Regions from separate parts of the Homo sapiens genome. Here region 2 is linked to region 1. The links are chromatin loops, found by intact Hi-C in ENCODE. Cell type or tissue: OCI-LY7. All regions are shown on one strand. Region 1 overlaps TMEM132B (transmembrane protein 132B). Region 2 overlaps TMEM132B (transmembrane protein 132B).

The links. Peaks named below come from ENCODE experiments on the same cell type or tissue, not always from the same donor. Only the 100,000 strongest peaks of a DNase experiment are listed, where the experiment ranks them.
Region 2: it touches region 1 in a loop (4-fold over the local background); 4 of 110 quality-filtered maps call a loop at or near these places.

What each region holds. Positions count from the first base shown.
Region 1 is chr12:125,246,047-125,254,046 of GRCh38, forward strand. All of the region lies in intron 1 of TMEM132B (transmembrane protein 132B), which reads left to right. Among named protein-coding and RNA genes, the nearest start is that of TMEM132B, 64 kb to the left of the region's middle. RefSeq lists an enhancer at 1-289. In OCI-LY7, no CTCF peak of the experiment used is centred here; DNase peaks (open chromatin) are centred at 3,205, 3,575 and 4,145; H3K4me3 peaks cover 2,045 bases; H3K27ac peaks cover 3,529 bases.
Region 2 is chr12:125,188,123-125,196,122 of GRCh38, forward strand. All of the region lies in intron 1 of TMEM132B (transmembrane protein 132B), which reads left to right. Among named protein-coding and RNA genes, the nearest start is that of TMEM132B, 5.7 kb to the left of the region's middle. RefSeq lists an enhancer at 5,793-6,324. In OCI-LY7, a CTCF peak has its summit at 5,936; DNase peaks (open chromatin) are centred at 279, 1,149, 3,439 and 3,849; H3K4me3 peaks cover 2,366 bases; H3K27ac peaks cover 1,611 bases.

The DNA.
Region 1 (8,000 bases):
AAGGATGGGCAGAGCCATTCCACTGACCAGTGGGGATTGATCTGGGCCCTGGCAGTGACTGGCGCTGCCTCTCCAGTGATCCAGTGATCCTGCTGGCTTTCCGCTTCATGACAGTGATAGCTCTCAGTATTGACTGGACTGGAGGTCGCTCTGTGCCGAGGAGAATGTCAAGCCTGTTAGATCATAAAAACCAGCATTGCTGTCAGTGTGAGCTTAGCTGGTGGCCCCTCCTTTCCCCGCCTTCCCTGCCACAGGGAACTCAAGCCGGTTTGGAGTTAGGGAGCAAGTTGATCCGTGTAAATAATGCAAAGGATTATGAATATGAATAGGGGACTCGTTCTGTTCTGAGGAAGTCAGCTTCCTGGGCTGCGTCTCTCATCTTGTTTATTAACATGCTGTCCCCACTCAGATGCCTTGTTTCGAAACAGCGTGCCGGTGTTATGATTGTGATTACTATTATTATTTGTGCAGTGGCATTTGGAAGCCCTTATTAAGTGATTCCCGTTTGCTTCGGCATGAATGCACAACATGCGAGACTTCAGGACAAGTTCAGCGTCTCCAGCACACACAGTGCCATTTAAAGAGGAAGCCCTGGTTCCAGTGTTGGCTTCAGAGAACAAACAAATACTGATTTTTCCATTTCGGGCTCTTTTGTGAAGTGCTTTGATTCTTAAATCGGAGCCGGCTTTCAGGCACCTATCTTCTCACCCTTTGTTCCTGTGGACAGAAGTGATGGATTTTGCAGTCTGGAGGCATCTGTCATTTTGAATCCATCTGCTTGTTAGGCACTTCCAGTGTCTCTGATGTGACACCATTTGGGGTTTCAGCATTTCATCACATTTCCCACCGGGAGAGCCTGGGGTTTGTGGGGGAGGTGGTGGGGGTAGGGGCACAGTCAGGATTTTCCACTTAAGTTATTACTATTTAAGGCTTGGGATAGTATTTTTAGAAGACATTAAATCAAATAAAAGGAATCTGAGAGGGGACCCTCCCCTATGCAGGAATATTTCTTCTGTGTGCTGTTTGGTTGCTTCCAGTAATGACGCACTCACTACCTATAAGGTAACCCATTCCATCAAAGTTCACATCTGACTGTTACGCCTTATTTTCTCCTTTCTTTGTGTCCATAATCACCCACCCCTTTGAACTTCTGGAGTTGTTCAGAACAATCCTAAAAGGCTTCTTACTTGTATGAGACACAAATATCACATCCCATCTTCAGGCTGAAAAAGCTCCATTCTGTCTGCTTTTAGTTTGATGGCAACTTGCATGGGACAGTTTCGTATAACAGGCTCTATCTAGTTTAAAACCTCATAGGAGACAGGTTCTGGGGGATCTTTGGAGGTTCTCCTAAGATTCTGCCTATTCACAGATGATGCGACATGAACCCATCTTTGATGCCCCTGCCAGGCCACTCCCGTCTGTACCCTGTTGAAAGGCATTCCTCGATGATTCTTCAGGCTTGATGTCCATGTTTCCATCCCAGCGATCATATTTGGTTTAGGGGTGGCTGACATATCTTGGCCCCAGGGAGACAAGTGACCAATCAGAGATAACATCCTGGCCAATCAGAGCACAGCCTTCCTATTGGCCAATCAGAACATGGCCCCCTGGCTAATCAGAGCACAGCAGCCCCCTGACCAATTAGAGAACAGCATCCCCCTGGCCAATCAGAGCATAGCATTTCCCCTAGCCGATGTCACCGGCCCTGGGATAGGCCTGACCTATTAGACCTCATTTCAGAACTTTTACTGGGACAGTGTGGGAACGTGCCGCCCCCACCTCCAGATGGCACGAAGTAGGGACTACTCCTTGCTGTCTCTTTTTTTTATTTTCCAGCCAATTAACTCACTTTTCACTTAAGCTAGTTTGAGTTGGTTTTCTGTGATTTGCAGCTAAAAGATACCTTGAGACACTTCCTGCTTTGGGGACACATCCTTCAGTGTGGCTTTGGATTAGCGCATGTGTTCTATGCAGCCAGGCAGCATGGCAGAAGACTTTACATAAAATCACAGCCACCATGATTTTTATTCCCAGAAGCAGATCTTGGAGGTGGTGACCAGGAAAGAGAGTCTGAAAAGAGGCTGTAACTGTCACCTGCAGGCATTTTGATACCCACAGCTTGTAGTTTAAAGCGACGGCTCTGCAATTCTGAGGTTCCCTGATCTTGTCTTTCTTCAGGAGGAAAAATTAGGAGCTAGCAGGAGATATAGTCAAGAAAAGAGAACCTCAGAAACACCGGAAAAAGCATCTTTATGAGTGTAAACCATATTAATTCAATCTATCCTTATTTAAATATCTTAAAGCTCACAACAGGCTTTTCTCAGAGGAGAAAAAGAAAATGAAATCTCCATATGGAGACTTGAGTTATTGTAATATTTTAGATAGGTTACCAGGGGGCATCAATGATTGCATTGCCATTGGTTTTTTACTACACTAACTTTATTACCTTTATCTGGATTTATATAGCGTTTGATAGAGTTTATATCGCTAGATGTGTAGAAAACCATCTGAATGTGCCTATAGCGTTGTGTCTGAGTGTGCCCCATGGAAGGCTAATAAATTATAAAGTAATCTATCTGTTCCACTTAAAGGCAGAAGTGTAGTTGATTCTGGCTGCTTTATTTATGTGTTGGCTTATGCTTTAGGCTAGCATTTTTTGTGGGAAGGAGACTGGGTCAGGGGAGTGGGGTATGGGGAGCATGTGAGGATGTCTGCCCAGTTGTAGTCGATTTTGGGCCTGCACCACAGTTCCCCTTCTCCCTCTGCCCACTGTGGCTGCTTTTTCCCCTTCTGCAGGTGCTGGTCTGAGGGTCCGCACCAACATGTCCTGCTGTCATCTCCATCAGTCTTCTTCCTGGGGAACCCAACCTGTGACACCTTCCTCTTATTAACCACCTGCCAGTCACCCAGACTGGTAACCCCTGGTTTAGGGCAAAGGTCAGGTCTAGGTGCCACTGAGCCCCTTATGAGCATGTGACCTCCAGGTGGAGTGGGGGAGGGCTTCACATACCTCTCTGGACTTGTGTTTCTCATGGTGACTTGGGATCGGTAAGACTTGTGCTAATTTTTCTGATCCTTGGACCACAGGACCTGAAACAATCTTTCAGACAAGTGACAGCTCAGAGGCTTAAATTAGCTCAGTGATTCTCACCCTTGAGTGAGCATAAGATCACCTGGAGGATTTGTTAAATGGCATCTGCTGGGCTCCATCCCAGAGTTTCTGATCGGTAGACCTGTGGTGGGGCCCGAGGATTTGCATTTCTAGCAGGTTCCCAGACGCTGCAGGTGCTGCCGGGTCGAGAACCACGCTCTGAGAACCACCGAGTGAAACAAAAGGAAAATTCTCACAAGGGCAGGAGCTGTTAGGTCTTTCTTTGAACCACATTGCCGAGGAATTATCTAGAAAGTTGATCTATTAGTAGTGATTAGTTTGCGGTGGGACATAGAATCCTCTCCCACAAAACCATCAGCCAGATGCCACAGTGGGTTAACTTTACTATGAGATGGCGATGAAGATGGAGATGATGTAATCATCACTGTGTCATCCAGACTTGCTTTTACAAACGCAGCTGTCTCTGACAGGGGTTCTGCATCACTGAAATTCATACCAAGATGGTAATTACTGGCAATGTCAGGCAGGTCTTGAAGCAATTTGACAGTTGTCATCAAGCTATCATCAAGCACTGGGTGACTGATTAGATGAAGGGATCTGTAAGACCCTTTCAGAGCTCGTGGTCTGACAATGGGAAGGGTGGGACAAGTATCCTTAATCTCATGTCACAGTTAGAAGAAACAGGTTCAGAGAGTCCCCCATCGGGCCACACAGCTCATAAGAAACTCAGTGGGACCTAGACATCACCTTTGCCCTGAATTAGTGGTTACCAGTCTGGGGGACAGGCCAGTGGTTACAAGGCTGAGTTCCCAGGAGGAAGACTCTGAGGCGGAGGCCAGAGTGCAGGGCGTTTTATTGGGAGAATCCCCCATTAAGCAGACATGCCTGTGTTTTTACACCCCTGACTGAGTCAGTTGGCTCTGCGTCACCCTGGGCACGGGCAGGTCAGCTGACAGCTAAGGCCACCCACAGCAGCGTCACAGCAGCTGGGCAAAAAGGCCCACATTGTGGGGGGATCTGGGCGGCACACCCCAGTGCCCAGCACAGCAGGTGGGAAAATGTGAGTGCTGCAGACAAGGTCCCTGGTGAGCTCCTCGTGGTATTTCAGAAGCCTGTGCAAAACTGGCTCATTTACCTGCAATAAGTCCCCATTGCATAAAGAAAATGTCAAGTCACTTTGCTCTTGGCAGAAAGAGTTACCTTGCTGTTCCATCTTGCACATATCAGGCCTTCTCCAGATTCTTTGACGCCCTCGTGTCTGTGGTCCTCTTGCCTTTGGGACCCTCGTCCTGGCCCTGCTGACCTTTCACCCTCATCGTGTCCCCTTCCCCTCTTGCTCACACTGCCCCCAGTCCAGGATCCTGCGCAGTCTCCAGCATGGAAACTTCGCTCAGGCTTATCACCAATTCCATCCAATCTTTTGTCTAAGCACAGGAGCACTTAGTGTGCTCCAAGAGGTGCAGGCTTTTGAAACTCAAAAATTGAGCATCCCCTTTGCTTTCCTTGGCTCTCTCTGGGTTCCCCCTTCCCTGAAGCAGTGAGCCCAGAAGACCCAGTGGACTGAGTAGGAGGGGGCTGCAAGTGAGAAAGAATCACAGAGCTCAGCAAGCACAGCGATTTATGTTTCAAAAATATCCCATCCACACTCAGGAGCCTGCAGGCCCCTGCCCACGGTCTGCTGGGTAAAAGGAAGTGGCTGTCCCCATCTTTACCTCCTGGAAATCTGAGTCTTCCTTTATTCCCTTAAAAAGCCCAGCACACTGTGCACACAACTGCCAAGGTGACCTTTCAGCATTTCCTCTGCTTCAGTGCCCTGTTCTCCTTATTTGATTTTGTTGTTACATTTAATGAGGTTTCTCTAAAAAGAAGAGATCATTTCCGACTATTGCTAATTTAACAATAAGTGGAAAAGCAGTGCTCAGGAGTGAGTGGCATCCCCTTTGATTTCTTCAGTAGGACATCATCCTTCAATAGGGCAGAGGTGTCTTCCTGGGCTGGCCTGAGAGATTAAGGATTTAATGGCATGGAGAAGGGATTTGCTTCTCCATACATGGTGCATTTAGCTCAGAAAGTGAGATGATTTTTGAAAATATCAAAAACTATCATTAATTTGGGCTGAACCAGCCAGTTTTAAACATTCAATATTAAATACCATGAAATAGCATTTTAGAAAAAAGAACTGGATGGAAATGTATTTTGCGTCTTGAGATTTTTCTTCAAGGATGGGGCTTAAGATGGAGTCATACTTAGGTTCAGCTATATGAGCCTTTAAACCAGGGATTGCAAACTGAAATACCTGCAGGGCTCACACAGGAAATGTATGAGAGGGAAGAAGTCTGGGTTTAAGAAATTCGCTGCTCTCTGCCTATCTTTGAACTCTTTTGATAGGCACTTGATTATAAAGAAACCTTTCTCTACCATAAGAAAAATAGCATTATAAACTCAACGAGGCAACTGATACCCAGGCTCGGGGCTGCTGAGACAATAGGGAACGGTGTGGACTCTGGCAAACTGGAGACCATGTTCCCCAGATGAAGGGGACAGTGGTAACTCAGTTCTAGTTTATTGGTTCTGTTTGGGAGTAACGAGCCCAGTGTTGCCAGAGCTGATTTTCCTAGAAAGGCCATTCGTTTGGATTTTCATGTGAAATTTCCCAAGTTTATAACGTTAATAATCATAATTTTAAAAATATCGGGTGGTCAAAACAAAGCAAAAGAACAATACAGCACTTTAGAACACAGTTAGGTGCCACATCTGGCCTGAAGGCCTTTATGCATGATCTGAAGTTATCTAGAATTTGGGAGCTGGAAGGATTTCTAGGGTGCACCAATTTCAACCTCCCACCTAACTGGGGAGAGTTGTATGTGAAGCCTTCTTACAAAGAGGTGGTCTTCCTCTAGTATACACTGACACTGGTGCACCCACTACCTAACGTGATGGGATTGCCACTGTTTCCCAGCAAGAGTTGTAAGAAATTCTCTTGGGTGATAAATAATGACAACCAAGACAAGCCAAAAAGAAGCTCAGGGCAGAATGCAGCTAGTGGGCCTCAGGAAGGGCCCGGAGGAGGCAATGGGAAGCCACCAGAATTCCCCTTTCCTGGGCTTTGCTTCCCTCTGCAACTTGCTTTCCCTCTCCCTTCTCTCTAGTGAGTGCCTTTCTCCAGGCCTCCGGTTCCCACGGTGGCATGTGGTGGCCTCACAGCTTCTTCCGTTAGGCGTGTCTGTTCCAGCCTCCCACGGAGGCCTGCACTCGCTGTCTCTGGTTCTCATTTCCAAGGGTCCAGGAGAGAGAATCTGATTGGCTCACCTACAAGCAGGTGTCGTGCGCTGGTCCAATCAGCTATGGCCAGGGGGTGAGATCACACAGAACAAAGATGGCTTCTGAACAAACCTGGCCAACTCCACGGGTGGGAAATGTCATGTGACTCCCACAGTTCACCCGGAACCCCTAGAAGGTGTCCCTGTGATTCTGTTGCATGGACTTTTGTCTCAGAGAAGTCTTCTGCTGTGGCTCCTAATCCTGCCTCCCACAGAACCACACAGACAAGCCCAGGGTCCCTGCCCCATGACCAAGGATGACTGTCTCCCCTGAGGGTGGATCTTCTGGCTCAGTACCCACAGTTCCTCCCCGTTTCCCAGCTGATTAGGTTCCAGAGTCACTCTCCGGTCTGTGCACTCGCTGGGGAAAAGCTCAAATTGGTCAACATTTTCTTGAAACAGGGTACCTGACCTCATCCCAGACCTCTGGGACAGTTGTAAAAGTAGTGGCATTTCTAAGAACTCAAAGGGGTTAACTGTAAGACGAAAACAACTTTAAAAAATCTGTTTGCTCTGTGTCTGGAGCCCCGTGGAGCCGGGAGGGAATAGCCTTCCTCCTCGAGAGATGCTGAGATGGGAATGTGAGCTGTCTTGTTGTAAGAAATTCATCTGTCACTGCAAAGGAGCTTGGCAGAGGAAATGACCCCCTCGTGGAGGCTGCCTCTGACCCCCTCCTCCCCACACAGAATTAAACCCTCTCATCTCTGCATTTTCTCAGCACTTTATCCACCTTGTCATGAGAGCTGGGTCCCTGAGTGTTGCCGTTGGTTCATATTTATGGAAGCTTCACCATGTGCCAGGCACTGCGTTAAGTCCATTAATGAGGACTAGCCAGTTATTCGTCTGTGCAAAATCTGCTAATGAAACAGTAATAATAATAAAGCCTATTTATTGAGCACAGTGCTGAGAACATTTCATACATCTCTTCATTTTCTTTTTTCTTTCCCCCCCACTTTTTTTTTTTTTTTTTTGAGACAGGGTCTCACTCTGTCGCCCAGGCTGGAGTGCAGTGGTATAATCATGGCTCCCTGCCACCTCAACCTCCCAGGCTCAAGCAGTCCTCCCACCTCACCCTTCCTAGTAGCTGAGACTACAGGTGTGTACCACCACGCCCAGCTAATCTTTGTTTTTGGGCAGAGATGGGTATTCACCATATTTCCCAGGCTGGTCTCAAACTCCTGAGCTCAAGTGGTTCTCCTGCCTCAGCCTTCCCAAATGCTGGGATTACAGGCGTGAACCACGGTGCCTGGCCCATCCCTTCATTTTTTATCCTCATAATAACCCCATGAGGCTGTATTGTTATTATCCCTATTCCAGAGCCCAAGAAAGTTACAATAATATGCTCAAGGTCACCCGGCTAAGAAGCAGAGGGTCAGGTTCTGAACCTGGGTCTGACTTTGGCATTTGCAGGGGGCATCACTCTCTTGAACAATGTTGTGTTTGTCTTTGTTTCTGTGGAGCTTGGCTTTTGCAGAGAGCTTGAAATAAATGGGCGAAGGAGGGAAGGAGCAAGAAAAGCCAAACTAGACTGGGCGCGGTGGCTCATGCCTGTAATCCCAGCACTT
Region 2 (8,000 bases), 58 kb before region 1:
TTAAGTGACCCAAAATATTTACCAACACCTTCGACTTGAAGAAAACCTTCTATTGGAGATCTCCGTCAGCGTTCGGCTTTGGTTCAGCCTAGAGAATGGCATTGGGCTTAACGTGGATGAATCTTGCCTGCTTGGCTAAGGAGCAGCTATGATAGCTGTTTTGCTTTCGGCATTCCTCTGCGGTCCACGAGAGGGGCTGCTGCTGGGGCCGAGGCTGTTTTCTCTTAGCTGAAGCCCTGGGACCTGTTTGCAAAAGTGCAGTCCCTCGGACTTGAAAATTGCAGTTTTGTCTCTATTTTGTTTCTCCACGGGGGTCAGCATTTGCCTGGATGTGCTTATAAGTGAATATCGGAAGTCTCTCAGAGAAGCTGCCTGCATAATGCTTTGTAAGAGAATAGGATGGTCCCCCTACCACCCCCCCACCCCCGTCCCCCGCCCTCTCCCCCAGCAACAGAAGAGCCTGTGCCTGGCTCTGGAAGGCCCCATGTTGGGAGGGAAGGTGAGCTCCCACTGAAACCTGCTGCTGGCCGGCTCTTTGCCTGCTCCCCTGCTGTTCTTTGGGAGAGTCTCAGCAGGGCAGCTCGTTCCGACAAATGCCGTCCGGGCAGAGCCCCCAGTGCCATCGCCCCGTCCCTGGAAGCACATGCAAGTCTTTAACTGGTCCCTACCAGGGACATAAAGAGACGACAGTTTGATAACTCTATATTTAGCACTAGTTAGGAGGGATGGCAAAAAAAAAAAAAAAAAAAAAGAAAAAAAGAAATTCCTGAAAGATACTTAGCTGCCTACACTTGGTTTTGAGAGGTTCAGAGGAATTAACCAGAGCTTCCTTCAGGGCTGGTTGGATTTTCTGGGTGATTTCTGCCATGGTTTACCGACCCCCTTTGGCTGAGGCTCTGGAAGAGGGGCTGGAAGAGTTCAGAGGCAAAGATGCGCACACTGTCTCCCATCACACACACGCAGGGACTGGCTTCTTTGTCCCCCACCCCCCTTCCTGCGTGGGTAGCTGCCATGGTAAAGAGTAGGGTGGGTGTACTTCTTTCAGCCTTGCAAGTGCTTAAACATATGGAACTGTACTTGGTAAGAGTCAGCACAAATCCCCCAGCTTAGCGACTAGGGGGCCCCTATTATTCGAGCCACTTTTGTACATGCTGTGGCTTTGCAAATTAGCGGTGCAGTTACAGTCCCTGCTGAGGAAAATGAACGAATCTTGCTTCGTTGACTCATTATGCACGGGGGTCTAGGGTCTATGAAATCAGGGTGGGTGGAGCACCCCCACCTGCCCCACGACAGAGGGGCCACATTGAGTGGCAGGGGGGAGCTTTGGCTTTCAGGGCAGAGGCTCTCTTCCTCCTGCCTGGCACCTTGGTGTGGCATGTGGTATATTTCTCATTACAATAGTGATGGGGGGGGTGCCTGTGTGTGGCGCTGCCCTTCAGAGAGGTGGCATTGGGAAGTGGTGGGGAGTGGTATGCAAATGTCGTCGCCTTCTCCAGTGATTTAATGGCTGCACAGTGGAGGTTCCCAGAGTAAATCATTTCATCCCCTCTCCTCCCACCGGATGCAGGGAGTTGGGGAGGCGTGGGGCTTCTGCATGAGCTACTGCACTCAGAGCCAACAATGAGCACGGTGGTTGCCTTGATCCAAGGGAGCAAAAGAAAACCCTCATTTGTTGGCTGGGAGTCTGGGGTGGGGGTGGTCTCTGGGCCGGCAAAGCCCTTTCAGGGGCCTTGTTCCCAGATGCGTCTCCCAGCTCTATGTGGCTGGGTGGCTCCTTTCTTCTCTTCTGTGTCTCAATTTGAATGGGGATGGAGGGGGTCCATTTCCCCTGAAGCCATGGGACTCAGCAATCACTGTGGCGAGATGGAGGCACCCTGGTACCGTGGGTGACGGGGGTGCTGCCAACTCTTCAGCAGAGTAGGTGGGTTGACTTCTAGAGCAAGAGGGTGCCTCAGAGCCCCTCCTTCAGCAGCCCCCGGCAGATGGGAAGGAGACTTGGGCACAGGGACCGCCTGTTCAGGGTCACACAGTGAATTGGAGGCCTGGGCTCCCCTCTCCTTAACTCCTCACCTATGACTTTCTAACCCTGTACCTGGGAGCTCTTCTGGTAGAGGAGTTCTACCATACAGTCCTTTAGGGAACTGTGACTCCATACAAGGATCCCAAGGTCATGAGAATGACAGCCGCCTGGCCTGGCCAAGACAGCCAGTGTCAAATCCGAAAGTTAGAGAGCAAGTCTTAGTGGTGATGGTGATGGGAAAGGGGTGGTGATGGGGATGGGAAAGGGGTGGTGATGGGAAGAGGTGGTGATGGTGATGGGAAGGGGTGGTGATGGGGATGGGAAAGGGGTGGTGGTGGGAAGGGGTGGTGATGGTGATGGGAAGGGGTGGTGATGGTGATGGGGAAGGGGTGGTGATGGTGATGGTGATGGTGATAGTGATGGTGATAGGGAAGGGGTGATGATGGTGATGATGGGGAAGGGGTGGTGATGGTGATAGTGATGGTGATGGTGATGGGGAAGGGGTGGCGATGGTGATGGGGAAGGGGTGGTGATGGGGAAGGGGTGGTGATGGTGATGGGGAAGGGGTGGTGATGGTGATGGCAAGGGGTGGTGATGGTGATGGGGAAGGGTGGTGATGGGAAGGGGTGGTGATGTTGATGGGAAGGGGTGGTGATGGTGATGGGGAAGGGGTGGTGATGGTGATGGGGAAGGGTGGTGATGGGGAAGGGGTGGTGATGGTGATGGGGAAGGGGTGGTGATGGTGATGGGGAAGGGGTGGTGGTGGTGATGGGGAAGGGGTGGTGATGGTGACGGGGAAGGGGTGGTGATGGGGAAGGGGTGGTGGTGGTGATGGTGATGGTGATGGGGAAGGGGTGGTGATGGTGATGGGAAGGGGTGGTGATGGTGACGGGGAAGGGGTGGTGGTGGTGGTGGGGAAGGGGTGGTGATGGTGATGGGGAAGGGGTGGCGATGGTGATGGGGAAGGGGTGGTGGTGATGGTGACAGTGACGGGAAAGGGGTGGTGATGGTGACAGGGAAGGGGTGGTGGTGGTGATGGTGACAGTGACGGGGAAGGGGTGGTGATGGTGATGGGGAAGGGGTGGTGGTGGTGATGGTGATGGTGATGGGGAAGGGGTGGTGATGAAAGCAGGTGCTTCTTCCTGTGCTGCAGGCACCATCCAGGCCTTTCCCTGCATGAACTTGATGGGATGCTCACCACTCTGGCAAGTGGACACTCTCATTATTCCTAGTTTACAAGGGAGGATCTGGAGGTCCAGAGATGCTAAGTAACTTGGCTGAGGTCACACAGGATTAGGATCCCAGCCCAGGCACTGGTCTGTGTCTTACCCAGCACCTCACGCAACCAAATTTCACTCTCTAGCCTTGTGCGGAATGGTGTGGCCCGGCCTCTGAACCAGCCAGGCTTATACTCCCAGGTGGTGGGTAGTCGTTAAGCTCCTTTGATGTGCTAGCCTTTGCCGAGTCTTTCACTTCCTTTCTGTTCCCTCTCTCTTTGCAACAAATAAATGTATTAACGCAAACTAAGGCTTAGAGCCGTAGAAATCAAACACATCAGAGTCAACTCTGTAGGCAACTGGGAGTCCTTTCAGATTCTGTGCCCCTGAGTGATTAGATGGCTATGTTGAAGGGCAAGACTTTGGCAGGCCGAATTTTGGTCTCATGCACTGGAATACTGGTTTATCCCCTTGGCCACTGTGAGACTCAGTTTTCCCATCTGTAAAATGGGCCCCAAAATTCTCCCTGGCTGTTCTCATTACAAGGCTGGGGACTTCAGCAAGAAAGAGGTTCATAAATAACAATGGTGTGCTGATGCGTGAGGCTGTTAGCACAGGGCATGAGTCCCAGGACAGGAAAGGAGGCAAGAAAGGAAGGGCTGATTGGGGACACGTGCTGCAGCCATCACAGCTGCAAAGAGAAGAATCATGTACCTCAGAATTAGTAGTAACACAATAACTAACCCTGCTGTTGGGCACACTGTGTGTTCTTAGCCCTTCGTTAGATTTTATTTCACGGATTCTTCAACAACCCTAATGGGGTAGGGACTTCTGTTTGTCCCATTTTACAGATACGCAAACTGAGGCCCAGAGAGGCAATGTGAGGTTTGCAAAGTCACACAGCCAATAAGTGATGGGGTGCAAGTGTGAACCCTGGTGTGTCTGTCCCAGAGTTGGTTCTCTTAGCTACTACATTCAGTTCATGGGCACTGAAGTTTTGGTGCAATTTATTGGATTTTGAGGCTGATTTGCACCCAAGGGATTAAGGGATGTGTCTTGAGTCAAGGGGAGAGTTGGGTTTTTTGTGAGAAACAGAGTTTGGAGAATTTTCCCCTCCCCCAACCCCCATTTATTTTAGAAATGAGGTCTTGCTCTGTTTCCAGGCTGGAGTGCATTGGCTCAGTCATAGCACACTGCAGCCTCAGACTCCCGGGCTGAAGACATTCTCTTGCCTTGGCCTCTCAAAGTGCTGGGATTATAGGTGTTGAGCCACCATGCCTGGCTGAAACCTGTCCCTTCTAAAGTCCACCTCCTCATTCGGGAGCCCCGGCCTGCTTCGGCAGGAGGGACTTGGCGTTTGTGGAAACAGCAGATGTGGAAGGCCCCTGGAAGGCGGATGGCTGCAAACTTCTCTTGTTAGTCACCAGGATTTACAAATTCAGAGATGTCAGTGTCACAATCCAGTTTCTGTCTTTGCTCAATAAATTGGGAGATCTTGGAATACTGGTTTAGCCCCTTGGCCTCTGTGAGACTCAGTTTTCCCATCTGTAAAATGGGCGCCGAAATTCTCCCTGGCTGTTCTCATTACAAGGCTGGGTGGTTCAGCAAGAAAGAGGTTTGTAAACAACAACGGCGTGCTGATGCCATTGTTGTGCTAACAACAACAGCCTAACAGCCCTGAGGCTGTTAGCACAGGGCACGAGTCCCAGGACAGGAAAGGAGGCAAGAAAGGAAGGGCTGACTGGGGACACATGCAACCATCACAGCTGCAAAGAGAAGAATCATGAACCATCAGCCGTCTGCCAAGTGGTTTCTCACTTCAGGATTTCATGGGATTCTTGGGCAACTGTTGAGTGAGGGGTAGGATGTGTCCTCAGATGGGGACACTGAGGCTCAGAGGAACCTAGGGACTGACTCAAGATAAGTCAATCCATGAATGGCAAGGTAGGGTCTCCTCCCCAGAGCTCATGACTTCTGCCCTGATGGTGCCTTCTTGTCCTGGAGTTTTGCCTCAATTTCCCTGCCCTCAGGCCTGGGTGCCTGTGATCTCCAGGGCTTGTGTTCTAGGGCAGGTTGGGTGATGATGAGGAGACAAATAAGAAGCTCATAAATACACCCACAGGAAAATCCCAGACATTAATTTGTGTTTTTCATGGTCAATGCAAGGCGATATGATGAAGAGTGACTGTGCGATCCAGGAAGACTTCTTAGAGGAGGTGGCAGTTTTCTAATTTGAGACCTTAATGACCAGAAAGAGCCAACTGAGAGAAGGGGGTTCCAGGCAGAAGGCATGTGAATCCTTGCACGGTTCTTTGCAGAGTGCCTGGCACACAGCAAGTGCTCAAGAAATGGCAACCAGCTCATTCATTCATTCATTGAACAGAGGTATAAATCGGGGCTAAGCACTTGGGACACAGCAGGGAACAAAAGAGACAAATCCCACACTCTGTCATTCTTGCAGAGCAAGACAACAGTGAAGCAGTGGACAAAGAAATCTGAACTTCAATGTCAAGTGCCATGGGGAGAGAAATGAAGCAGAGGAGCTCAGAGGAGCTGGTCATCGCTTTCCTGCTCCACCAGCTGTGTGGCTTTCCATCTTCCCATTCAGGGCAGAATGGACTCTCAATGCCCATTCTCTGCCGGCTGGGGGCAGGAGAGAAAGAAGCCTGGGTTCTTTGGAGTTGAATTCCAGTGCCTTCCCTTGGCAAAATCAGCTGGTTCTGCAGCCAGGGTGCTCCTGTCTCCCTTTCCTGACACCTGACTCTTAACTGATCAATACCCTCTCCTTATGCTTCGGCCCTAAAATAGTTACATAAAAAATCAATACAGTCCAATTTGATTTGCTGTATTTTATTACTGAGGGTGATAGAGTTGCTCGGTGCTCCGAGCCTGGTCTGAATTAACCCGTTGGTGGGGGGGTCTTACTCATTGTGGCCACGCCTCCGAGTCCGGGATGCAGTGCCCGGGAGGGGTGACTCAGTAAATCATGCCTCAGATGTCTGCTTTGTGTCCTGAATGCCTCCTGCCGGGGCTCTCAACACATCACAGCAAATGGACACATGAAAATACTGCCGTGGCTGCAGCCGGCACTCCTGGGGTGACTCCCCCGGGCCTTCCAAGGGGTCTTGGCTTTGTTTTTGGAACTCTGGAAGTGGGGCTGGCAGCACCTCATCTCCTGGCTCCCGGAGTCTGCGGCTCTTTGTTTGCTGGGTCCTCTCCGTGTTGTGTACTCTGCCGACGTATTTATGTCTTTGGCTTGGTATTTTTCCTTTCTGTAGTTGTGCCATCTGCTGCTGCAGGCTGCTAGCATTCCTGGCGAGCAGAGGGGGCCAGGTCAGTGGGGTTGGGGGGCACCTGGGCAGAGAGATGGCAGAGGTGGGAGGGCCGGGTGGGAGGGGAACCTGTTTTTTGCGAGTCTCTAGGTTGGGCAAGGGAAGGGAAGGGGGAGGCATGGTGTAGATGGAAAATGTTATTTTGCTAGAAAACTTGTCTCTAAGCAGCAGCGAATCATAACTTTTCCAGGCTGGTGGAGGGCTGCTGGCTGCCTCTGGGCCATATCTGGCCTGCAGACTTTTCTTATTAGTTGCCGACATTTAAAAATTGGGAGCTGTCAATATTACTATACAGGTTTCTGTTTTTTCTCAAGAAATTGGGAATTCTGGGCAGTGTTGGCCTCGCCTCTTGACCTGAGACTCAGTTTCCCTTTCTGTAAAATGGGCTCTGAACTCGCTGTAGCTGGCCTTGTTCCTGGAGACTCCCTCCAATTTGCATCCTTCCTGCCTTCCTGCCTTTGTCTTCTCCGAGACATTTTTACTGTGCACCTGCACTGTGCCAGCCCCTGTCCGTGGTGCTGGGGATATCAGCAGGAAAAAGACAGGCAAAAAACCCTGTCTTTGTGGTTAGCATTAAGGTGGAGAGAGACGGATACTGAACACAATAAATAACTAAACACACCGTTCATTACCTGGTGGTCTGTGCTGTGGAGAAATGGAGTGGGCGAGCAGAGATGGAGCGCTGGGGAGGAGGGTTTGCGGGTTTTTTTTTTTTTTTTTTTTTGAGATGGAGTTTTACTCTTGTTGCCCAGGCTGGAGTGCAGTGGAGTGATCTTGGCTCACTGCAACCTCTGCCTCCCGGGTTCAAGTGATTCTCCTGCCTCAGCCTCCCAAGTAGCAGTGATTACAGGCGCTCACCACCATGGCTGGCTAATTTTTGTATTTTTAGTAGAGACGGGGTTTCACTGTGTTTGCCCAGGCTGGTCTCGAACTCCTGACCTCAGGCAATCCACCCACCTTGGCCTCCCAAATTGCTGTATTACAGACGTGAGCCACCGCACCTGGCCAGGTTTGCAGTTTTATACAGCAGAGTCAGGAAGGTGGCATCTGAACAAAGACCTAAAGGGGTAAGGGAGGAGGCCAGGTGGCTATCTTGGGAAGAGTGTTCCAGGCAGAGGGAACAGCAGGTGTAAAGGCCCTGAGGTGGGAATGTGCTTGGCAGGGTCGAGGGACAGAAGGGAGGCCAGTGAGAGCTGTTCCCTCACTCTTTGGGCTGAACGAGTGAGAGAACAGCAGGAGGAAAGGAGGCCAGGGCAGTGAAAGTTCTAACCAAACTAGTCTTTGGTTAGAACTTTGAGTTTTACTCTGAGTGAGATGGGAGCTGTTGGCAGGTTAGAGCCGAGGAGGGATCTGCTTTGACTCACAGGAGCAGAAGCCCTGAGGGGCTACTGCAGTAGTCCAGGCAAGTGACAATGGCTGCTTGGACTGAGT